Linked DNA regions of Homo sapiens: regions 1, 2, 3 and 5 are each linked to region 4. Evidence: chromatin loops called from intact Hi-C (ENCODE). Cell type or tissue: PC-3. All regions are shown on one strand. Region 1 overlaps UVRAG (UV radiation resistance associated). Region 2 overlaps UVRAG (UV radiation resistance associated). Region 3 overlaps UVRAG (UV radiation resistance associated). Region 4 overlaps UVRAG (UV radiation resistance associated). Region 5 overlaps UVRAG (UV radiation resistance associated).

Region 1 (5,000 bases), 61 kb after region 4:
TGTCTTTACCAAAAATACAAAAAAACATCTAGCCGGGCATGGTGGTGTACACCTGTAATCCCAGCTACTTGGGAGGCTGAGGGAGGAAAATCGCTTGAACCTGGGAGGTAGAGGTTTCAGTGAACCAGGATCGTGCTACAGCACTCCAGCCTGAGTGAAAGAGCGAGACTCTATCTCCAAAAAAAAAAAGAAAATGAACAACTCAATTTAAAAATGCAACAAAGAACTGAACAGGTATCTCATCAAAGAAGATATATAGATGGCAAGCATATGAAAAGATGTTTAACATCGTAAGTCATTAGGGCATTGCAAGTTAAAACAACAATGTGATACGACTACATACCCATTAGAATAAAATCCAAAACTCTCACACCACCAAATGCTGGCAAAGATATGGAACAACACGAACTGTCATTCATTGAAGGTGGGGATGCAAAATGGTACAGCCACTTTGGCAGAGTCTGGCAGTTTCTCACAAAGCTAAAATAGTCTTACTATACAATCTAGCAATCATACTCTTATATATTAACCTGGATACTGAAAACTTACGTTTACACAAAAACCTACACACAAATGTCTACAACAACTTTATTCATAATTGCCAAAACTTGGAAGCAACCAAGATATACTTCAATAGGTCAACAGATAAACTGTGGTATATATACAATGGAGTACTATTCAGTGATGAAACAAAATGAGCTATCAACCCATCAAAAGAGAAATTGTACATGCATATTGCTAAATGAAAGAAGCCAGTCTGAAAAAGCTACATACTGTGTGATTCCTACTATATGAAATCATGGAAAAGGTAAAATTATAGAGACAGTAAAAAGATCAGTTGCCAGAGGAGGGAGAAAAGGATGAACACGTGGAGGATAGGATATTTTTAGGGCAATGCAACTATTCTGTTTGATGCTGTAATGATGGATACATAATACATTTGTCAAAACTCATAGAACTGTATAACATAAAGAGTAAACCCTAATGTAAACTATGTACTTCAGTTAATAATAATGTATTAATATTAATTAATCAATATAACAATTGTACCACACGAGTACAAGATGTTTTAACAGAAGAAATTGGGGATGGGGTGGGTTATATGGGAACTCTGTACTTTCTGCCTAATTTTTTTTTTTTTTTTTTTTGAGATGGAGTCTCGCTCTGTTGCCCAGGCTGGAGTGCAGTGGCACAATCTCAGCTCACTGCAAGCTCTGCCTCCCGGGTTCACACCATTCTCCTGCCTCAGCCTCACAAGTAACTGGGACTACAGGCGCCCGCGACCACGCCCGGCTAATTTTTTTGTATTTTTAGTAGAGACAGGGTTTCACCATGTTAGCCAGGATGGTCTTGATCTCCCAACCTCATGATCCGCCTGCCTCGGCCTCCCAAAGTGCTGGGATTACAGGCATGAGCCATCATGCCCGGCCCTTTCTGCCTAATTTTTCTATGAATCTAAAACTACCTTGAAAAAGAAAGTTTACTTTTTAAGTTACATTAAAAATCAATTTTACTGAATACACATTTAATAAAATGAAATTCCTGACCCATTCTACCAGCCAGAGATACAATTAAACTTGTTGTTTGTTAACTTACGTTTCCATATAAATACTACATCAAACCATTGCTTAAACTTTACTCAGCCTCTTTTTTTCTCCAAAAGCCTTGCCTGAATTTACCTCCAGATACAAATCTGAAATTCTGTCCCCAAAATGAATATGTCTGTGCCTGCATATGTGTGCACACACATAATTACTGCACTATGAATGTGTCTTCTCTCCTAGTCTTTATCAGTGTCACTAATACACTTTTCATCATTTTTTATGACATAAATCTTAAGCAAACAGCAATTTGGTTATAGCTAGTAAATTTTTATCTCCTTCCTAAGGTATAAAGTAAACAATTAAAATTGTAACTACAAAACTCATCCATTAAATAAATAGGTTACCAGGATCCAGGATAAGCTGATAGAAAACTTTAAAAGGAAAAGGTTAGTATCTTGATTTGACTCACAATGAGGAAGCGTGGGAACTCAGTGAGATGCATCATGGTATGGCCTCGTTGAAGCAACGGGCATGGACAACGATTTTTGGCAATGTATTAAAAGTACTTACAGCATCATTTCTCACCCAAGATGCTTTCTTACTCATCCCTGACACACTGATTCTAAACAGATGGTATGATCATCTGTTAAAGACATTCAAGCTGAGAAAACAGCAGAAAAACTTATTTCCAATCATTATTATATTTAGCTTGAAAGGTCTATGAAATATGCCTTTCATAGAATATTCCTAAACAATTTTCCTGAACAAACCAAACATCAATAAAGGCCCTACTGCATGCTTCTAGATGAATGAGAAATGGTCTCTACTTTCTATGAATTTAGGTCTACTGGAGATAAAAGCCATTTTGCCCTGCCACCCCACTGTAAAAACAGAAACCAAAAGTCCACAAGGTTCTAAGACGCAGAAGCAACCCAGTGTCTATCAATAAATGAATGGATAAGCAAAATATGGTATATACATACAATGCAGTATTATTCAGCTTTAATCAGGAAGGAAATTTCTGCAATATGCTACACCATGGATGAAGCTTGAGGACATTACACTAAGTGAAACAGCCAGCCATAAAAAGGTATACACTGCATGATTTCACTTATATGAGTTACTCAGAGTACAGTCAAAGTCACGGAGACAAAAAGTAGAATGGTAGTTGCCAGGGGCTGGGAGTAGAGGGAGGCGAGGAGTTAGTGTTTAATGCGTACAGTTTCAGTTTAAAAGACTTCTGGAGATGGATGGTGATAATGGTTGCATGACATTCTGAAGGTATTTAATACCACTGGGCTGTACATTTAAAAATGAAATGAGATCATAAATCTTATATGTATTTTACCACAAAAATAATTGGAAAAAAAGTCAATGAGGCTGTTTATTATGAAAGAAAAAGGAACGAAGAAACAATCTGAGTTTTCTTTAGCAATGCAATAGTATAATCAAGAAGCCTAAGGTGTTCTTACATCACTGAGGAAAAAGATAGGTAAAATCTTTAGGAAGCAATCTTTTCCCACAAAGAGTGAGGTGTTCAACTTTCTTAACTTGAATTTTTCCACAAAATATGTAAATTGAATTCTACCTGGGCAGAGAAAGAAAATACAGAAAAAGAAAAGCAAATATTCAGAGAACACAGGGATATGCCTGGCTAGGAGGATAACCTGCTCTATTCCAGGGTACATACTGAGATATGTTTTCTAGATTTAAAGAACTAAGGTTACAAGTTAATCTAAATACTACATTAATATGGGAAGGCATATGTATAGTGTTTGTGTTATGGTCCATGTTCAGAAACTGGCTCATTTACAGAAATATATCAAGTCATTCAAAACCAGAATTGTTGGCTCCAATTTCTGATGAGTAAACAAACCCATGTGGGATCTAGTTCTACTTCCTTTCTAATGCATCAAAGATGAACTGCTCAAAGATCTTAATGTTCCATAATCTTCTAATGAGTTTCAGTGTTCTATTTATCTGTTTACTCCAAGTGTAATGTCACATATATTTCGCCAATAGATTACATTTAATTAGATTTTAGTGTTTTTATACAACACTATATGTGAACTGAAAATCACAGATACACACATTCCTATTTATGAGTCTCTGCCAAAAAAATGGGAAATGTTAAACATTCATTTCAGAAAGATGACTAACGTATAAATAACATATTATAGGTTGAATATGCCAAATCCTAAAATCTGAAGTCCAAAATGCTACAAAATCTGAAACTTTCTGAGCACCAATATGATGCTCAAGGAAAATGCTCATTGGAGTGTTTTGGATTTTGGATTTTTGATTTGAGATGTTCAACCAGTAATGGAACAAGTGTCTTCACATTGATCATATTGGAGCTAAAGCTTTTTGCCTTAGGTCAAAAGTTCCTCAAGCATGTTCCTGGGAATTGTGAGGGTTCCTGACATCTTTACAGAGTCTTGTAAGATAAAACATATTCGCATATTACTAAGCTGTATGCCTCTTTTCCACTCTCATTTTCTCATAAGTGTATGATGGAGTTTACCAGAGTCTGCGAGACTTACGATATTGCAACAGATTCACTGCAGAAGCAGATGTGAAAATCCAGGTGTCTTTTATTAGGCTAGACATTAGCTTAATAGCAGTTAAATTCACAAAATATTTAAGCAATGTAATGCTAATTAAACCTTTTGTTCAGAAAAATATGCTTATTTTTCATAAAAATGTATTACTGAATTCTTTGAGATTTTTAAGGGTACAAAGAGGTCTTGAGACCAATAACTTTGAGAATTGACAGCTTAGGGTATATTTTATCTTCACCTGTAGTAATTCTTCCCCCCAAATTGAAAATAAATAACAATCAGAAAAAAGGTTTTAAAATTGTGGCAGCTGTCCCAAAAGTTAACACATCTGCTTTTAAATGTCATTTACAGGTTGTTTCTACTGGACCTACACCTAGTCAACCACTAAGAAAAGGAAAAGATTTCCGCAGAAAATATTTCCTATCCATTAATTTCACAGACTTAGCAGTAACAGGCTTAGAACCCGGATTTAGCCAGGAGGATACAGCAAAAATATATAATAATAAAATGTACAGGAGCTCTGCTTCTGGTGTAAAAGAATAAGTATGCAACAAACTGGTCCTCTCATAGAAGATATAGACTATGGATAACAAATATAGACTATGGATAAAATACAAAAATTGCTACTTGAGGGTTCTTGAGACTGATCAATGGCAGGCATATTTTGGAGGTGAGTCAGAACTTGGCATAAACAACCAATAAAATGAAATTCCCCTTTTCTGTGGCTTTTCCCTGAGGGTGGCTGCAAACTCCAACAGAAAGTCAACTTCCTTTCTGACCAGAGGAACCAGGGAAAAATGGTCAGGCAATCAAGTATACCAGAATAGAGGAAGGCAGAGAATGGGCACCCCAAATTCTGTTTAAATTCAACCTAAGTCTCTGACTGAATCCTATA
Region 2 (5,000 bases), 100 kb after region 4:
TTACAGGCGTGAGCCACCATGTCCCAGCCATCAATATTTGATTCAATTAATCACTCTCTTAGAAATATTTAATTTACTTTGACCTCTGGGACACCTCTTTGTCCTAGATTTTCCACAACCTCATTAGCCGTCCTTCTCCTCTGTTCTATCATCCTCTTCTTAAATGTTGGAATGCCTTGAGCAAAATCTGGAAGGTAGAAGGGATAGACGCCATTCTTCCTGCAGCAGTGACAAGCTCTTTCAGGAGTGAGGTTTTGCAGTAGACAGTTTCCTTATTTAGGTGTCTGGTAAGTGTGGGATGGCTATTTCACCAGCAGCAGTTTTCTGATTGCTGGATCACAGCTGTGGTGGGTTGACCCCGAAGCCCAGTCTATTCTCCACACCAAAGGCATTTTTTTTTTCTTTTTAGAGATGGGGTCTCAGCTTTGTTGGCCAGACTAGAGTGTAGTGGCACAATGAGAGCTCACTACAGCCTCAAATTCCTGGGCTCAAGGGATCCTCCAGCCTCATCCTCCCAAGTAGCTGGGACTACAGGCATGTGCCACCAAGCCTGGCTAATCAGAGGTATTTTTTTAAAAACTAGAAATCAGATCACATCACTCCCTTGCTCAAAGCCCTCCAACAACTTCTTATCATGCTTGGAAAAAAAATAAAACTCTACATGATTCTGGCCTTGCCAACTTTGCTCACTATGCCCAAACTAGACTGACCACCTAGCTATTCTTGTAACAAACCAAACTCATTCCTACCTGCTATCTCTTCTCTCTGGAATGTTCTTTCTCCAAATGCCCATCCAACTTTGCTGTCTAATTTTTTTCAAGTCTTTGTTCAAATATTTTCTTCTCAGTGAGGTCTTCCCTGATCATCCTACCATCCTCAGTATCTACCAACCTCTATTCTCCTCCTACTACTTTATTTTTCTTCATAGAACTTACCACTAGCAACAAATTTATAACTAATTTATCTACTTCTGAATTTCCTATTAAAATGTACGCTCCATGAAGATAGGACTTTTTCTTTCTTTTTCAGTATATAACAAGAGCCTAGAACATAACAACACTCAATAAACATAGCTATCATTATATTCTACTCTCAGGAATAACAACAACCTATATACTTTTTCACTTCCAAATTACATCCCTGGCCAGGTGCAGTGGCTCACACCTGTAATCCCAGCACTTTGGGAGGCCAAGGCAGACGGATCACCAGGTCAGAAGTTAAGACAGCAGTCTGGCCAACATCGCAAAACTCCAGCTCTACTAAAAATATAAAAATTAGACGGGCGTAGTGGCACACACCTGCAGTCCCAGCTACTCGGGAGGCTGAGGCAGGAGAATTGCTTGAACCTGGGAGGCGGAGGTTGCAGTGACCCGAGATTGCGCCACTGCACTGCAGCCTGGGCAACAGAGCGAGACTTCATCTCAAAAAAAAAAAAAAAAATGCCTTTGCCATAATGCAACCTTAGGCAAATCAATTCCCCTTTCTGGATCTCATGAGTAAAACAGCGGTAACAATGACTAGCAGCAATCCATACACTTGCTTTAAGGATTAAATGAGATAAAGCATGTGAAAAACTTAACTGGCAGATAGTACATATCCAATAAATGTGTCTTTTACTCTTATTACCCTAAAATTGTTTGCCAAATTAACTACATAACTGTTTAAAGACGGCAACTATATCCCCAAAGTCCTCTCTTCTCTAGGATATTTATATTCTCTAAATATCCTCTATTCCCAACTAGTCTTTACATGACTGCTTTAAAATCATTTATCTTCCTGGCCATCTCCCCGGCTCTTTCCCATCAAAGTAAACTGGGACCCAAATTAAACAGAATACTCCAAATATGATCTAATGAACACAAAGTCCAGGAAGACTATTACTTCTCTTGATCTGGACAATATATTTTAATTAATGCAATATAAGATCATCTTAGCTCCTTTTTTAATGCTGCTGAGTCAATTTCTTGGCTTACACTGAATTTTTCATGAGTTTAAATCTCCAGATGTTCTCCCCATAAACTGTTTAAAGTCAGTTTTCCTCCCATGTTCAAATTTAACTCTGTCATTAGAATCAAAGAATCTCGGGAACAGAAAAATCAGTGCTACTGTGGAAAAGTCATTTTCCTCTATGACATTAGTTTACTTCTTGCAGAGTCTGAATTTAAGGAACAGAAGCCTAAGAACAGTCAGGGATGCCAACTAAGAAAGAATCATTGGGTCCAATCACTTCACACTTGACATATTGGGAGAAAAGAAGTAAAAAGACCTATGTGGTCATAGAGTCAGAGACACTCCTCAATAGTAAACCATTAAGACCTCCTCCACGGGGAGGCACAAGGTGAGGAGTATATTAAGCACACTCTGGAGGGCTCCAGGAAAGCCTATTAGGAAAGTCTCCATTGTGTGGGTGCCACAAGACTCTAAGTAATTCCTGGCTCATTTTATGTTGGTGTATCATCAAAAAAAAAAAACTTTTACTGGGAAGACTAAGGGTGCTATAAGGAAGTCTCAACAAGAGAAAAGAATGTCACGGGGAATTCCTCCACATGAGATGGAGAAATATAATGGAAAGGCCTTTACCACTAAACTCAGACTCTGCATGACTTACTAGCTGAACACCTGGGAACCACACTACTCAACTTTTGCAAGCTTCAGTCTGAGCTTGTAATAGTATTGGAATTGCAATAGTAGTGTGGCTATTGTGAACACAATAAAAAGATGTATGCTAACTTTTAGCATTTAACTGAAATGCTATTTTACTTAATAGCATTAATGTATTTAAGTGAAAATTTTTAATATTCAAATCTTATTTTCCTTCTCCACCCCCTGTGTAGGCCCTTTGTAGAAAAGGAACGGATTCTGACTCATTCTTAGAACACAACATATTTAGAAATTATTATTAGTTTCTCAACGAATGAAAGACCCTTTGTTTGCTGTATCTGTTATCTGTCCTACTAGAATATAAATCCCTAAGGTAATAATCTGGCTTCTCATTTTAACAGAGTATTTCCAGTCATAAAGAATCAACTGTAGGAATAAGGTTATTACAAAGTCCACTCTCAATAGATAAACATGCTGAGTCTCAGATTCTCTTCCAAGGTGAAACATCCACTTTTAGAACAAAAGTTACTCCAAGGGCCAGTTGATATCCTGATAAACTTAATGTATTAATTCTCCTAAAATCATCAATAAGTTTTCTTAATAAAACGGCATGTAAAAATCAAGTTATGGGTGGGGTAGGTTTTAATGGTAACTGGTTATTTTTATTGGCAGAGACATCAGGGTGAAATCACTAAACCTTGGAATGCTGCCTTGGAACATGCCTGGCACCAGCGGGAATGTAGAAGTTACAAGGCAGCTATGAGAGATGTGACAGTGAAGCCTTAATTCGCAGTGACATCTCAAACAAAGCAGTCTTAGTCCAGTAACTCTGTGAATTCAAGCCAAAATTAAAGGACAGGGGCAGAGACAGAGAACATCTCTTGGGCAGAAGACTACATATACTTAACTGCCCTCAAAGAATGCTTTACTTCTTTACGCTGATTTTATTCTTCCTATTTTATTCTTCATTCACCTTTTCAACATTTGAAAGCTGACTTTTGCTCTAAGCCAAAAGTTCTGAACATGTTTTGGGAAGGGCTCATTTAACTTACCCATTACATTTCCATTCTCTATTAAACATTCAGTAAACTAGAGAAAATGAACTTAGTAGCATAATTGCCTATAAGAGGTCCTAGTTAAAGACTATGAGATCTATCAGTAAGTCCTGACTACTGGTTTACTCATTTAGTAAACTGCAGTTAATTTAAAAACAATGCTTTCAGGCCAGGCACGGTGGCTCCCGCCTGTAATCCCAGCACTTTGGGAGGCCGAGGCGGGTGGATCACGAGGTCAGGAGATCAAGACCATCCTGGCTAACACGGTGAAACCCCTTCTCTACTAAAAATACAAAAAAAAATAGCTGGGCATGGTGGTGGGCGCCTGTAAGTCCCAGCTACTTGGGAGGCTGAGGCAGGAGAATGGCATGAACCTGGGAGACAGAGCTTGCAGTGAGCCAAGATCATGCCACTGCACTCTAGCCTGGGTGACAGAGCGAGACTCCGTCACAAAAAAAAACAAAAACAAAAAAAAACACAATGCTTTCAACATGAATTTTTCATTAGCATGCACTGTATCCAAAATGAAATATTAAATTATTTTATATATAAAATATACTATAACTGTGGCAAAACATATCCAAGGTTAGTACTAATCATCTTTGGAAAGGTAATTAAAAATCTACCATTTAAAAAATTCCTCAAAAAATCTACCTGGTTCAGTTATTATCCAACAGGATTATATTTCACCCATTTCTTCATTCATTCATTTAACAAATATTTGCTGAGCATTCGCTCTGAGCCAGCTTGGTGCTATATGCTAGGAACAACATTGTAAACTGAGATATAAATTCCCTGAACGTATATAGTCCACATTCTCCATTCTCATTCTGAGAAACACTTTAAGGCAAAAGTATCTGAAATATTTTGTTTTAGTTTACATGAAAAAAGTTATTACAATTTCAACATCAGAGAGCATCCTGTCCAAGAAGAGGTCATAATGTAACAACATTTCTAACTACAACATTAGAGTAGTTTCTGGTCTTAATTAGAAAATGTGCTGTAAATTATTGAAATTATTAAAAGAATTATAAAATAAAACTATGTGCATTATTTCAGCAATAATGTTGGAAATCTAGAGGAAATAGGTGGTTTCCTACCAAAAAACAAATTCCAAAATAAACCAAGGAGAAGCAGGAAAAAATGGACAGAGCGATGAGTACTAAAGGGATTGAAAGAAGATTTACCCTTATAAAATGCACCTGAACTGGATGATTTACTAGCTAAGTCCTAACCTTCAAAGAACTAAAAACTTTCAAAATTATTTAATCTGTTTCAGATGGTAATGATGATAATGATAGCTGACACATACAATTCAGGCACTGTACTAAGCAGTTCACATTA
Region 3 (5,000 bases), 53 kb before region 4:
TTCATGATTAAGCGAGGGCATCCATGGTTCAAAAATATGTCTTATATAGTTCCATTAACAGGCCCGAATTTTAAATTACAAATATGTAAGCAGAAGGTGAATTACCCGTGTTACTTATTTAAAGCAGGTTGTTTTCCCTTCAGTTAGTCAGCTATCTGCTTACTGAGGGAATGGAACTTTGCATACTATGGAACTGGGAGGGAAAGTGGATTTTGGTGGTGCACCAACTTCAGGGCTCATGGCTTTAACAGAGTAGAATGAGGGCACTGGGTGTCAGCAGGCATGGGGTGTCTGACATGTAGAAAGAGCTCCAGAAATACAAGCTGATAGATGAGTTGTGAAAAACACACATGGAAAAGGACGTGGAAATATGACAATGACAAACCTGCTTACCTTGATCACAAGACCTAATGCTGAAAAATGCTAAATGTGCCTTCCACTGACATAAGTAATGTGATTTGCCAATGCCCAGCTTAGAGTGGTTTCCCCTGTAGCAGACAAGCAGATGTATATATAATAAAGTCCCTGCAAGGTGAAAAAGAAAATCTGATTTTTAAAAGGATATTATATTCTGCTTTTTATATTTGCCTAAACTCCAAGGCTAAAGTGCCAGTATGTAACAAAGAAGCTAGTGAGAGAATATAAATAAATGCCCTGCTTCCTTCATCCAGAATGTCTTGATACAAAAGAAAAATTTGCATCTGAACTAAGTAGTGTGTTTGGTGACACAATTGATTCACATTTGGTACAATTTCCTTATCTTACTGCAGACTGACAACAAGCTCTATGGACTACAGACTGCCTGCTGGCCTGTGGATCACACTTTGACGAGCACTGACACAGACAATCCCAGCACAATTTATACTTTAATTGTTAAAAAAAGTTATCAGTTCTGAGAAAGCAATAACAGCAAAAAGCCAGAGCCAAACAAAGGGGACCACATTGCCATGATGTTGCTATAGTTCCTGAACACAGTAATTTATGGATTCCTCAAATGATAAATCACATTAGTAACTTTGCCAAATGTCTCAAAAGGATATAATAAATGAAGAAATATCTGTTGAACAAACTATTCTGGTTAAGGCAATGTGGTGGGGGATTCATCAGAACAATTAGATTTTTTTTTTTTTTTTTTTTTTTTTTGAGACAGGGTCTCGCTCTGTCCCCCAGGCTGGAGTGCAATGGTGCAATCTCGGCTCACTGCAACCTCTGCCTCCCAGGTTCAAGCAATTCTCACGCCTCAGCCTCTTGAGTAGCTGGGATTACAGGCACCCGCCACCATGCCTGGCTAATTTTTGGGGGGCATTTTTAGTAGAAATGGGGTTTCACATTGGCCAGGCTGGTCTCCAACTCCTGACCCCAAGTGATCTGCCTTCCTCAGCCTCCCAAAGTGCTGGGATTACAGGCATGAGCCACTGCGACTGGCCAGAACAATTAGATTTTATACACATGTGAACTATTTGTCACATAAAGCAACTTCTTCTGTTTCCCTCCACCACCACCCAGAGCCTAGTATAGTATATTCAATTAATACTTTTTGGCTGGTATATCCAAAACGTCCACAAAACACTATATATATTCTGAGTTTCAGACTAAAATGAGAAAAATAAGATAACTTATAAAGATAAAATACAGGAAAACTCGGATCATACATTTTATTGGAAAAAGTATATAAAATATATTAACAACTTTAAAAATAAATGATAGTATGTATATTTTAATGGCTATGTTCTAGGCAGGGAAAGAGAATAAAAATGACAACATGATAATAAATGTCTTTGCTTTTCACATCTTCCATTTCTTAACAAAATAAAAGATCTTAGACCATTAATAAAAGCGGTACATTCTCTTGGACTCTTAAATTCAGATATTAATACCGCCTTTATAGAAATAAATAAGAAAGCACTGATGGAAGATGTAAAGTGCATTAGCGTTCATGTTATCTCTCCTGGTATGAATTTAATGGGTATCTTAATAAGGAGATATAAACTAATGTCACTGATTAGGAAATATATCCACTCACATCATTTAGTAGCCTCCACTGGGGCTTGATGATGATGTCTGAGTGGAATTACTATAAAGCAAATGATGAATTAGTGTCAGGAGCTAAGGGACACATAAATGTGCCTCAGAGATGAAGCACTTACATTCTACATTGAAAGTTACAGGTCAACTCAAAAGACAGTGCGGTCAGTCCTAAGGCAGCACTAACCAACCTGGCTAAGCCCACTGCTTAGAACTTGCTAAAGCTAAGTTATTTTGATAGCTGGGCCACAGGCTTCCTTGGTTATAATAACCTGAAAGTAACATTTACGTGTTTTAAGTCTCTTTTGATCTCCTGAATAACATGAAGTGATGTTTATCAGATTTTAAGACACAGGCACATTCCGTTCAGATGATTTCATTCTCAGGGGACCTTGTCATTATGAAGGCTTATTAAAAGAAGGCAAAGGTTCACAAGCCTTTCAGAAGAATCTTAAGTGACATTATGAACTAAATCTAAAAAAAAATTTTTTGGCTTGGTTATACAAAGTAATTTCCTCTTCCCGGTTAGCTTAGTGGTCATAGTTCAGCAAACTTTGTATAGAGTGACCACCACAATTAGTGTATTAAAAATGTAGACATTGTTTCTCTCACTTTCTCTTCTAATTAGGCTTTATTTCAACACTCAGTGCAGGGGCTTGACCTATAAGTGGCAAATGCCCCAATACCCAAAAGCTCGTTTACTATTAGGCATTTGGGAAATCTTACATACTTCCAGGTACATTTGAAAGAAAAAACAGCCAAAACTCAGTCTATTCTTTTGTTTAGGGCTTATTTTAATAGTATACATCCCTAAAATGGTCACAAATCTTGTTTGTAATTTATCTTTTTATAACATGAAGGAGAAAAAAAAATACCAAAAATGGTCCATGCAGATGTTTCAATTATTTTTTAAAAATTCCTCATCCACCAAAATATTCTATACCTGTTTCCTCACCTGTAAAATGAGGATAATAACAAAAACCTGAAAGGTTATTGTGAAGACTAGGAATAAAGAATAAGACACTCTTTGCATATAGGTATCAATAAAAGCAGATATTCTTTTTTGTTTTAGTTTAAACTTTTAGATTCAGGGGGTACACATGCAGATTTGTTACAAGGATATATTGTGTGATCAAAAGCAGATACTCTTTTTTTGAGACACGGTCTCTGTCACCCAGGCTGGAGTGCAGTGGTGCAATCTCAGCTCACTGTGGCCTTGACCTCCTGGGAATCAATCCTCCCACCTCAGCCTCCTAAGTAATTGGGACTAGAGGTGTGAATCACCACACCCAGCTAGGATTTTTTTGCATTTTTAGTAGAGATGAGGTTTCATCATGTTGCTCAGGTTGGTCTTGAACTCCTGGGCTCAAGTGATCCATCTGCCTCGGTCTCCCAAAGTGCTAGGATTACAAGCATGAGCCACCATACCTGGCCCAAAGTAGATATTCTTATGTGTAAAGCTAAGACAATGCTTAAGCGCTCTAGCTGAAAATTCTTTTTCTTCTGATATATGATGCTGAAATACGAAGTCCTTGCCATCCTTTGTAATGGCAATTATTTTTCAAGAGATGACAAGAATTTGATGAAATAGTGTTATACAGTTTAAAAAATTGTTACCTATGTTTTTTTTTTTTTTTTTTTTGGGACGGAGTCTCGCTCTGTTGCCCAGGCTGGAGTGCAGTGGTGCCATCTCCGCTCACTGCAAGCTCCGCCTCCCGGGTTCATGCCATTCTCCTGCCTCAGCCTCCCGAGTAGCTGGGATTACAGGCGCCCGACACCACGCCTGGCTAATTTTTTGTATTTTTAGTAGAGACAGGGTTTCACCGTGTTAGCCAGGATGGTCTCGATCTCCTGACCTCGTGATCTGCCCGCCTCGGCCTCCCAAAGTGCTGGGATTACAGGCGTGAGCCACCGTGCCTAGCCACCTATGATTTTTTAATGGCAAGATATAATATGCATATAGAAAAATAAATGAAACACACATACACATTGTTTAAAGGATCAGGATTATAAAGCAAACCCCTGTGTTACCACCACTCGGTCAAGAAATACAATGCTGCTGGTGCCCCAGAAGCCTTCCACAAGCCCCTTTCTCATTATAACCCCTTCTCACTTCCAGAGGTAGTTAGTCACTACCCTTGTTTTTTTGTATAGTTTTCATTCCTAAATAATATCGTTTAATCTTGCTTGGTTTTGAACTATACATAAATAGAGGATGATTGTGGATTTTTTTTTTTTTTTTTGCTTTGGTTCTTTTACTCTACATCATGCTGGTGAAATTCGTCCCTATCATTGCTATGGTTTCATGGCTGCACAGTATTTGATTACATAAATATACCTTAATTAATGATGAACATATTGTCGATATATTTTAAGTTGTTTCTAATCTTCAGCTATTATGAATAGTGGTGCTATAAACATTCTCATATACAAATCTTCAATTTCACTGCATAATGTCAAATTATTTTTTTAAATGATCAATCTACCCTCCCATCACCTCTAATTTAAGAGTAACCGGTTTATTATTGTTTTTTTTTAAAATCATACATGTGCTCAAAACTAGACTGGGAGAAATTGTAGAATATTACTGTTAGAAGGAAATGAAAAGATTATTTACTTCAAGTTTCTTATTTTAGAAGGAGCCAAGGCTTAGAAAAATTAGAGACTAACTTGGCCAGGTGCGGTCGGTCACTCACACCTGTAATCCCAGCACTTTGGGAGGCAGAGGCGGGCAGATCATTGGAGGTCAGGAGTTCAGAACCAGCCTGGCCAACATGGTGAAACTCTGTCTCTACTAAAAATATAAAAACTAGTTGGGCGTGGTGGCAGGTGCCTGTAATCTCAGCTACTCGGGAGGCTGAGGTAGGAGAATGGCCTGAACCCAGGAGGTGGAGGTTGCAGTGAGTCAAGATTGCGCCATTGTACTCCAGCCTGGGCAACAGAGCGAGACCATCTCAAAAAAAAAAAGAGAGAGA
Region 4 (5,000 bases):
ACCACTTAAAGCTAATCATCTTTGAAGGTAAGTTTAATTTATACTTAGACTAAATATTAATACTCTTCTCTTATACATGTCTCAATGTTAACTGTTCAGCAGTGTAAAGTGAATTCACTTATGAGGCAAGGTGAGAAAGTGGAGGCTTTGGTCCATGGAAAGGTGTATTATCTGCTTTGTGCCAGTGTACGTGTTTCATTACATCTGGGTCACTTGGACAGCTCCTAATCCTATTCCATACTCAGCAGCTCAGATGCTTAGGGGCCATCTCATCAAGCATGCCTCTGCTGACTACCTGCAACCCAACCCTGTGCTGATCTCTAGCATGGGTCTTATTATGTGGAGAATGACTCTGCTGACTTGCTGTGCATCCTGATGCCAGTTCAGAGCCAGGTAACTTTACCTAATTCTAGCATCTTGTGCAGTGACTAGTATGTCCTAGTGCTCAATAAACATGGTTGGCTTTCTTGCGATGTCCCCTCTTACAACTGAACTCTCTTATGATTTAACTATATATGAATTAAATGTTATATCAGTTTTTCATTTTCAATGAATTAGAGAAGAAAAGCAACTATTAAAAACTAATTGATCATTTAATCTGATTCAGAAACTACTTTTGGTGATCATCCTTAATAATTGTAAATCATCCAAAAGAGAGGTATAAAAATATGGTAGTTAAAACTATCTGGATTAAAGAGTGACATAAATTTGTTTTATAATGATACCATTACCCAGGACATAAATGTTATTATCCTTAGAAAACTGTCTAGAGAACTATTATGAGATGCTTTTGGAAGTTAAAATAATTTCACATCTACCTAAAAATAATTTTTACTCTTTCCTTCCATTCATTTTTGTCAGGAAACCAAAATATTCCCCCAAATTACCTACTGCAAACTCTCTGGCTTGATATAATTACCCTCATTCTCCCATTCTTTGCTTACCAAAAAATTCAAACATACAAGAATTAAAGAAAAGAACAGAGCTACTTTCATGCAACACCAATAAAATAAAGCTTTATTAAATTCAATGATTACTTCATATCAGAACACAAAGCATCTATGCTGTCCTATGATAAATAATAATGGACTGCAAATAGTCCATGAACTACTGGCACGCTCACTGATGTGTTGGGAGTCCTGTTGAGAAACACTGATTTCACATATATTAATAATGTAACAGTATTGAATGTGGGACATACCCCACTATTAACTAAATATATTATTCCTCTGTCCAGTCCCCCCAGCCCCTGCAAGCATTACACTGGACTCTATTTTTATTTGAGTATACCGAAAACTAGAAAAGCAGTAAGTTCAGGTTGGGGTCACATGTCAGAGTCATCTGGTTTTCTTTCTTATCCCACTGTCCCATTACATTACTGTATTTTAATTTAGTTGGTTACAGAAAGCTGAGATGACAGTAATACTAGAGAAGACTTCCTCATCCAGATAATAACATCAGCACTATAAAAGCACACTTCATTAAAAACAACACACACAACAATATACCTCCAAGTGTCAGTGATGAAATAGCTGCACAATTTCTCTTGACTCATTTTCCACATTTCTCCTCTCTCAGCGGAATGCCTAATCTTCACAAGGTGTTCATTTCCTGTCTCACCCAGCAGCCACCTTCTGCATTTTTATTTTGTTGATCTTTACTGCCTGAATTTCCATGGGGATTCCTTATTTTAAAACATGTTCTTTGCTCACACCCCTGAACATAACCCCATCAGTGCTGATGCCTGTGCCTTGGATTACAACAGCACAGAAGTTAATAGCTTGCCACAGTCCCAAGGGACTCTATGAAATAATGATTGTCCTGGCCAGAGCATCCAGAGTTAAAACAATGGGTCACAGAGTAGAGTGTCAGATTACCTAATAGAATTTGCAAAAACTGAATGTTCCTTTTACTCTCCTAATTCAAGAAATATTTATTGAGTGTCTACAAAATACAAGCCTCTCTGCAAGTCAGGGAAGTCTGACACCAAGTAAGATGCAGTTTCTACCCTGAAAATATTTCAGACAAGGATAAATAACTCAAATACACTACCTGCATCATTGAGTTGGGCTGTTATTAAATTAAAGTACATATAAAGAACTTCATTTCTGTGATACTATATAGAGAGAATAGTTCACAGGAATCCAAAAGAATTACAGTTTACCAAACTATGGGAAATCAAGAAAGAGCTTACGATGAAAGTTTTGATAATAAGGGAGGGCTTCATGTACAAGCACAGTTTTGATGCTAGAGATGGCTAGGGAGGGCATTCCAGACAAATAGAATAGCATGGACAATGAGTATCAAGGTAGGAAATACTGTGATGTGTTTGGAAAACAACCAATTGTTCAGTCTGACTGAAGCATAGGTTACGAACTGGGAAGGAACCTGGGGATATGACTAAAAAAGTAAATAGTGGGCCAGGGTGAGAACTATTTAGTTTGAAAATGCTCTGCATTCCTTGTAAGAATAAGGGCTTCAGCATTCACTAACCCGTATCTTCCAAGGCACACATGCTTACGTGACTACTTAGCAGACTGTAGACAGTTAACTCTCGGCCTATTTGAAGTACAGACATACACTGGATATATTGTGGGTTTGGTCCCAAACCACTGCAGAAAAGTTAGTATCTTGGCCGGGTGTTGTGGCTCACAGCTGTAATCCCAGCATTTTGGGAGGGTGAGAGAGAAGTATCGCTTGATGCCAGGAGTTTGAGATCAGCCTGGTCAACATAGCGGCACCCTTTCTCTACAAATAAAAATAAAAATAAATAAAGTGAGTATCTCAATAAAGAGTGACTCATACAGTTTTTTTTTTGTTTCCCAGTATATATGAAAATAGCATTATGTTTTAAAAATATCTTTGAACATGTGTTCATGGAAAAAATTAAAGAAAATACAAAATATATAGTTTAAAACAACGTACGTATCTTAGTTTAAAAACATATTATTGCTAAAAAATGCTAATGATCATCTGAGCCTTCAGAGAGTCATAATGTTTTTGCTGGTGGAGGGTCTTGCCTACTTGGCAATAGCTATTGACTAATCAGGGTGGTGGTTGCTGAAGGTTGGAGTGGCTGTGACAATTTCTTAAAATAAGACAATGAAGTTTTTGGCATCAATTGACTTTGCCTTTCATGTAGCATGCAATGCTGTTTGATAGCATTTACCCACAGTAGAACTTCTTTTACAATTGGAGTCAATCCTTCCTCTCAAACCCTGCCACTTCCTTGTCAACTAAGTTTATGTAACATTCTAAATCCTTTTTTTACATCATCTTCACTAGAATTAGGTTCCATCTCAAGGAACCACTTTCTTTGCTCATCCATAAGATGCAACTCCTCATTGTTAAACTTTTATCATGAAATAGTTATTTCTTCCACTGAAGTCTTGAACCCTTCAAAATCATCCATGAGGGTTGGAATCAACTTCTTCCAAACTTCTGTTAATGCTGATATTTTTATCTCCTCCCATGAATCATGAATATTCTGAATCGCATTTAGAATGGTGAATACTGTCCAGAAAGTTTTCCATTGATTTTGCCCAGATCCATCAGAGGAATCACTATGTATGGCAGCTACAGTCTTATGAAATGTGATGAAATGTGTTTCTTAAATAAGAAGACTTAAAAGTCATCCATGGGTTGCGGAATGGATACTATGTTAGCAGGCATGAAGACAACTTCCATTCAGCACTTGTGGGTAACCAGGTGTGTTTTCAATGAACAGTAATATTTTGAAAGGAATATTTTTTTCTGAGCCGTAGGTCTCAACAGGGGCCTTAAAATATTCAATAAACCATGTTGTAAACAGATGTGCTGTCATATAGGATTTGATGTTACATTTATAGAACACAGAGTATAGTTAGCATCATTCTTAAGGGCCCCAGGATTTTCAGAATGGTCACTGAGCATTAGCTTAAAGTTAGCAGCTGTATTAGCCCCTAATAAAAGAGTCAGCTTTTCCTTTGAATCTTTGCAGTCAGGCATTGACTTCTCCTTTCCAGCTATCGAAGTCCTAGATGGCATTTTCTTCCAACAGAAGGCTATTTTTGTCTACCTTGAAAATCTGTTGTTTAGTGTAGCCACCTGCATCAATACTCTTAGCTAGATCTTCTGGATAACTTGCTGCAGCTTCTCTATCAGCACTTCCTGCTTCACCTTGTACTTCTGTGTTCTAGGGATGGCTTCTTTCCTTAAACCTCATTAACCAACCTCTGTAGCTTCCAACTTTTCTCCTGCAGCTTCCTCATTTCTCTCAGATTTCAAGTAACTGAAGAAAGTTAGGTCGTTGCTCTGGATTAGGCTTTGGCTTATGGGAATGTTGCGGCTGGTTTGACTTTTTTATCCAGACCACTAAAACTCTATCCATATCAGCAATAAGTCTTTTCACTTTCTTATCATTTGTATGTTCACTGGAGTAGCACTTTTAATTTCTTTCAAGGACTTTTCCTTTGAATTTACAACTTGGCTCTTTCACACAAGAGGCCTAGCTTTCAGCCCATCTCAGCTTTTCACATTCTTTCCTCATTAAGCTCAATCATTCCTAGCTTTTAATTTAAAATGAGATATTGGAACTCTTCCTTTCACTTGAACACTTAGAGGCCATTATAGGGCTATATTAATTGGTCTAGTTTCAATAATGTTGTGTCTCAGGGACTATGGAGGTTTGAGGAGAGGGAGAGAGATGGGGGAAGAGCTGGTCAGTGGAGCAGTCAGAACACACACAACATTGATTAAGTCTGCCATCTTATATTGGTGTGGTTTGTATTGTCCCAAAATAATTACAACAATAACATGAAAGATCATTGATTATAGGTCACCACAATAGATATAATAATAATGAAAAGCTTGAAATATTGTGAAAGTTAATAAAATGTGACAGAGACACAAAGTGAGCACATGCTGTTGGAAAAATACCACTGACAGACTTGCTTGATGCAAGGTTACCACAAACCTTCAATTTGTAAAAAATGCAGTCTCTATGAAGCACAATAATGTAA
Region 5 (5,000 bases), 130 kb after region 4:
AGAAATATTTAAAAATAAAATAAATAAAAGCTCTATACTTACCTAGTATAATACTGTTAGTACACAATCACACCAGCTCAAATAGTTCAGAAATAAAATTTTACCCTGGATTTAATCTGGGTTCAGATCTCTAGATGCTTTATAATAAAGCAAGCAGCTATTATAAACAGTCCCTGAGGATTTTCCCAGTCTTTCTTTGTTCTATTTTGTAAGGCAGGGGAAAGGAAAACCAAACAGAATATGCATAGGAATGGACTTTTTAAATGATTTTTTTTCCAACTTTTCCTTGATAATGTACTAAAAGACCTGGGCAGAAATACACCATATCCAGCTCTTTGTTATTAAAATATTGGCTTTACTTGGGACAGTTAATCCCTACTTCTGAATGATGTTCTGCTTGCGTACTGTTTGGGACGTGCTTTGGAAACAAGTTAGTATCCATTAGTATGACTAGCAAGAGGAAATAACCACCTATTTAATTTCTCAGTTCTACAAAGTTAACTACATGGAAATCTCTTAACTTCTCTGGGTTTCAGCATCTTCATCCTGAAAATGAAAATACTACTACTTGCCCCCCTAAGACGCTATAAGTTAAAGGAGATGTCGCTAACAGTATATAATCACAGTGAAATTAAATGATGGAAGAAACCTCAAACAAAAATTAAATGATGAAAATCTTCTATCACATCACCTCTTCACAGGTGACGTAGTATAACGAAGAAAGTGCACGTCTATAAAGAGGGAGAGATGTGTTCTGATCCAGGTTCTGCCACAACTCATCCTAACATCTTGGCCATTCATTTTTATTCCATAAGTACTTACTATATACCTATTAGATGCCTGCTACTGAGCCTGGTATTACAAAGTTAAAATACAGTTTGTACCTTCTAGAAAGAGAGAGAGATAGACAATTCAAAAAACTACAATAAACTCAAGAGCTACTAACAGAGGTATGTCAAAAGGGCTTCAGGAGCAAAGAGAAAGGGGCAATTCATTGTACAGAAATGATTAAGTCACGGAATGAAAGGAAGTCACTTTGCCCCTCTGTGACTCAATTTCTTTTAAGCAAATAATGATAAATTGGCCCTACCTTCCTCTAAGGTTGTTATAAGGCTGGAATAAATGAATTACAGACAAAACTCTAAAGATTAAAGAGCTATGGGCCAGGCGCAGTGGCTCACGCCTGTAATCCCAGCACTTTGGGAGGCCGAGGCGGGTGGATCACGAGGTCAGGAGTTCAAGACCAGCCTGGACAAGATGCTGAAACCCCATCTCTACTAAAAACACAAAAAAATTAGCCGGGCGTGGTGGCAGGCCCCTGTAATCCCAGCCACTCGGGAGGCTGAGAGAGAGAATTGCTTGAACCCAGGAGGCGGAGCTTGCAGTGAGCCGAGATCGCGCCACTGCACTCCAGCCTGGGTGACAGAACGAGACTTGTCCAAAAAAAAAAAAAAAAAATTAAAGAGCTATGAAGGTAAGTATATAGATATATAGAGATAAATAAATTATAGCAGCTGGTAGCTCATGCCTGTAATCCCAGCACTTTGGGAAGCCGAGGTGGGCAGATCACTTGAGGTCAGGAGTTCGAGACCAGCCTGGACAACATGGTGAAACCCCATCTCTACTAAAAATACAAAAATTAGCTGGGTGTGGTGGCGGATGCCTATAATCCCAGCTACTCGGGAGGCTGAAGCAGGTAACCGATTGAACCTGGGAGGCAGAGGTTGCAGTGAGCCGAGATCATGCCACTGCACTCCAGCCTGGGTGACAGAATGAGATGCCATCTCAAAAATAATAATAATAAATAAAATAAATTATAGCTATGTCTAAGTTATCATCTGTAGCATAGAGCTAACTTGCCATGTCAAGTTCAATAAATCATGAGCCCCCTGAACGTCAGTTTTTCCATCTACAAAATAAGAGTGTTGGGCTAGATAACTAATATTCCCTGCGGTGTTATCCAGCTAATTAGGATTTTCTTACTTTTGAGATGAGGAACCTAAAACTGAGAGAAGTTAAGTGATTTGCTAAGCAACACAGTACCAGAACAAATTGAAAAATATAAAATAAGGAGTTTTCATTTGTTCAGGCTTTCAAAACAGATCCTGAAACTTTTTATACCTAAATCTTCAATCTCAGCCTATGTACTCGAGACGATCAAGTTATATGGTTATTTTTGTGAAATTCATCACCAAATTGCTATTTCAATATCTTGGGTTTCTTTCATCCACAAAGATTTGCTCCTTTTGACTTGGATTCTATGCCTGCTCTAATTTTTTCCATTAAAGTGAGAAAGTATTGCCATCTACTGGACTCTAAAGATATTACCGCTGTAGCTTCTAGTCAGAAAAATGAAATTCTTACTTGTATCTCTATGTATCTATATACTTACCTTCACAGCTCTTTAATCTTTAGAGATTTGTCTATAAGTAATTTCACTCCAGCCTTATAACAACTGGTCTAATGCTTTTGCACCTTATCAATAGCACAAAAGTTGGAGTAATTATGCCAATATGAGTTACATAAAAATAAATACCAAAAGTTGAGGCTGGAGGTAACCCAGGGTGGAACAAATATCATCTACTCAAGATTTTTATTCTCAATGATTGCTGTGATAGCCCTAAACACAGCAAGCATTCACCTTCATTCACTAACAAAGTTTTACTGAGAGCCTACTACATACCAGGCACTGTGCTAGAGATATAGTGTTAATACAATGGTAAGCATTAGAGATGTAATTCCTCTTATCATAGGATTTAGAGCCTAGTGAGTAGAAGTTTCCATTTACTGGAGTAATAGTTGTCAGGAGTGCCTATAATTAAACTTATATCAATCTGACTCCAATATCCATATTCCTAACGACTAGGACTGTGCATTCATAAAAAGCAGCTGTCAGCAGTCCCACAAAAGACGAGTGGTCACCAAAATGAAATAAAGGCAAAGATAATCTTACCTGTATACATTAAAGGCAAAATCCTGAATAGGGATCTGAAAGATTTCCAGCTTACTGACTCAACAGCTTTTTATTTATCATCCTCCCCTAATCACCATCATAGCGGTTAAACCCACCTAGAAAACCCCTGTAGAAATCTCTAAAGGTCACCCAGCCTTATTCACCAACCTCCACACCAACTTCAAGGTATAACAAAGCTCCTCTTTGCTTCCCAATAGTCACCAAACATTAAAACCTCTTCCTGAAGTGCTCTTCAAATTATTTAAGGTTCTGCTATAACTTACCTGCATTATCTGCAAGATGCAAACAAATGACACCAAAAACAATTTTTCAAACTAAACTCATTTGTAAACTGCATGTCTTCTGGAATATATACTGTCTTATCTCCTCAACAAAGAAAATAAATTTTGAATCCATGTCTTATACTTTTGTATCCCACAGTACCTAGTTTAATAATAGGCTTGTAGTAGGCGCTTGACATTTTTTGCCAGGAAAAAAAATCATGAATCACTTTTACAACTAAGACAAAAATTTGCATCATCACTTATTCAACTTCTCTTTTGTCTGAATTGCTATTAAATACTTAAGATTGCAGTATCTGGCCAGGTGTGGTGGCTCACGCCTGTAATCCCAACACTTCGGGAGGCCAAGGTAGGAGGATCATTTGAGCCCAGAAGTTCAAGACCATCCTGGGCAACACAGTGAGACCTCATCTCTATTTTTTTTTCCTTTAAAAAAAAAAAAACAGAGTGCCACATTTGTATGCCAAATAAAGACCATTTTGCTACATACGCTTAACCAGAATATATCACTCCCTAACAATGCCAGAAGAGGTTACTGAACAAAGGATTAAAATCCAGTATTTATTTTAATGAAAAATTTTTCAGTGTATTAGGTAGTGTCCAACACACTCCTGGAAGTGAAAATGAACTACTTAGCCATTGTATTCTATAGTTAAGAGATTTTGGTTCCTAAAAACTCAACAGAAAGATGTAAAGCCTTTGGGAGAAGCAGATAAACAAAGAGGGAAAAGTTATGAACAGATAAGTAATTTCAGCTTTTAGATCCATAGTGCCTGAAGACATATTAAGATAATGTAGACAGAGGGAGTATTAACATCAACAAAATCATCAGCAATAATAATAAAACTGTTTCTGGTCACAGCTAATGTAAAAAAGAAGAATGCCAAAGAACTGGTCAACAAAAATTTTAGGCATTATTGAAAGCTGCTTTAAAATGTGCTCTGTCATTGCTTCCTAAGGGTAACTTTTCCTCTTCTGTATAAAACACTCATTCTTAAAATTTAATCCTGTTCTCAAAGCCTTGTTGCTTCAGCATTTTTAAAGTTTTAAACGAAATACTTCAAAACTATATGATATCCATTTATAATTATTGTGATTACAAATATATTTGGACATAATGCTACCCCCACACTACATGTTTCTTTTTATCTTTTGTTTCCTTTTCTGTTACCTACCAAGTTGACAAAGCTTTCTATACTTTATTCCCTTTTTTCCTCTGCTAATTAGAAATCTATAATCTCTGCTTTCCATCTTTTTTTTTTTTTTTTTTTTGGTAGAGACGGGAGTCTCACTTTGTTGCCCAGGCTGGTCTCAAACTCCTGGCTTCAAGCGATCCTCCCACCTCAGCTTCCCAAAGTGCTAGGATTATACAGTCTGGGCAGGGTGCCTCAGCCTGTAATCCCCACACTTTGGGAGGCTGAGGAGGACGGATCACTTGGGATCAGGGGTTTGAGACCAAAGTGCTGGGATTACAGGTGTGAGCCAACACACTCAGCCCTCTGATTTTAGCCTTTACTAGGTATCCTTAAATTTTTAACATGTACACTTGACCAAAATTTTTTCTAGCAAATTCTAAAGTTGGTTACTATCTCTATCCTCCTCCCAAACAAATCAGTGATCTCAATGAGTCTTAACCCTTTGAACACCCACTCTCATTATTGTTGTCTAGGGCAATGCTTTTCACTCTCTGTGGGGAAAGACCAGTTGGCTGGAGTTTTTTTTTTCTTCATTCCATTGTGAACTGA

What was found. Peaks named below come from ENCODE experiments on the same cell type or tissue, not always from the same donor. Only the 100,000 strongest peaks of a DNase experiment are listed, where the experiment ranks them.
Region 1: it touches region 4 in a loop (8-fold over the local background); 2 of 110 quality-filtered maps call a loop at or near these places.
Region 2: a loop joins it to region 4, with 5 times the contacts of the local background. A loop is called at or near these places in 4 of 110 quality-filtered maps.
Region 3: it touches region 4 in a loop (1.9-fold over the local background); 8 of 110 quality-filtered maps call a loop at or near these places.
Region 5: it touches region 4 in a loop (11-fold over the local background); 2 of 110 quality-filtered maps call a loop at or near these places.

What each region holds. Positions count from the first base shown.
Region 1 is chr11:75,966,881-75,971,880 of GRCh38, reverse strand. All of the region lies in intron 7 of UVRAG (UV radiation resistance associated), which reads right to left. Among named protein-coding and RNA genes, the nearest start is that of UVRAG, 150 kb to the right of the region's middle. In PC-3, no CTCF peak of the experiment used is centred here; DNase peaks (open chromatin) are centred at 2,060, 3,400 and 4,830; H3K4me3 peaks cover 1,177 bases; H3K27ac peaks cover 4,437 bases.
Region 2 is chr11:75,923,511-75,928,510 of GRCh38, reverse strand. All of the region lies in intron 6 of UVRAG (UV radiation resistance associated), which reads right to left. Among named protein-coding and RNA genes, the nearest start is that of UVRAG, 110 kb to the right of the region's middle. In PC-3, no CTCF peak of the experiment used is centred here; no DNase peak of the experiment used is centred here; H3K27ac peaks cover 1,724 bases.
Region 3 is chr11:76,081,207-76,086,206 of GRCh38, reverse strand. All of the region lies in intron 13 of UVRAG (UV radiation resistance associated), which reads right to left. Among named protein-coding and RNA genes, the nearest start is that of WNT11, 120 kb to the left of the region's middle. In PC-3, no CTCF peak of the experiment used is centred here; a DNase peak (open chromatin) is centred at 2,396; H3K27ac peaks cover 838 bases.
Region 4 is chr11:76,027,966-76,032,965 of GRCh38, reverse strand. The region is part of intron 12 of UVRAG (UV radiation resistance associated); the gene reads right to left. Among named protein-coding and RNA genes, the nearest start is that of WNT11, 180 kb to the left of the region's middle. RefSeq lists a silencer at 134-334. In PC-3, no CTCF peak of the experiment used is centred here; DNase peaks (open chromatin) are centred at 1,625 and 2,455; H3K4me3 peaks cover 2,198 bases; H3K27ac peaks cover 4,291 bases.
Region 5 is chr11:75,894,330-75,899,329 of GRCh38, reverse strand. The region is part of intron 5 of UVRAG (UV radiation resistance associated); the gene reads right to left. Among named protein-coding and RNA genes, the nearest start is that of UVRAG, 82 kb to the right of the region's middle. In PC-3, a CTCF peak has its summit at 2,313 (motif pointing left); a DNase peak (open chromatin) is centred at 2,289.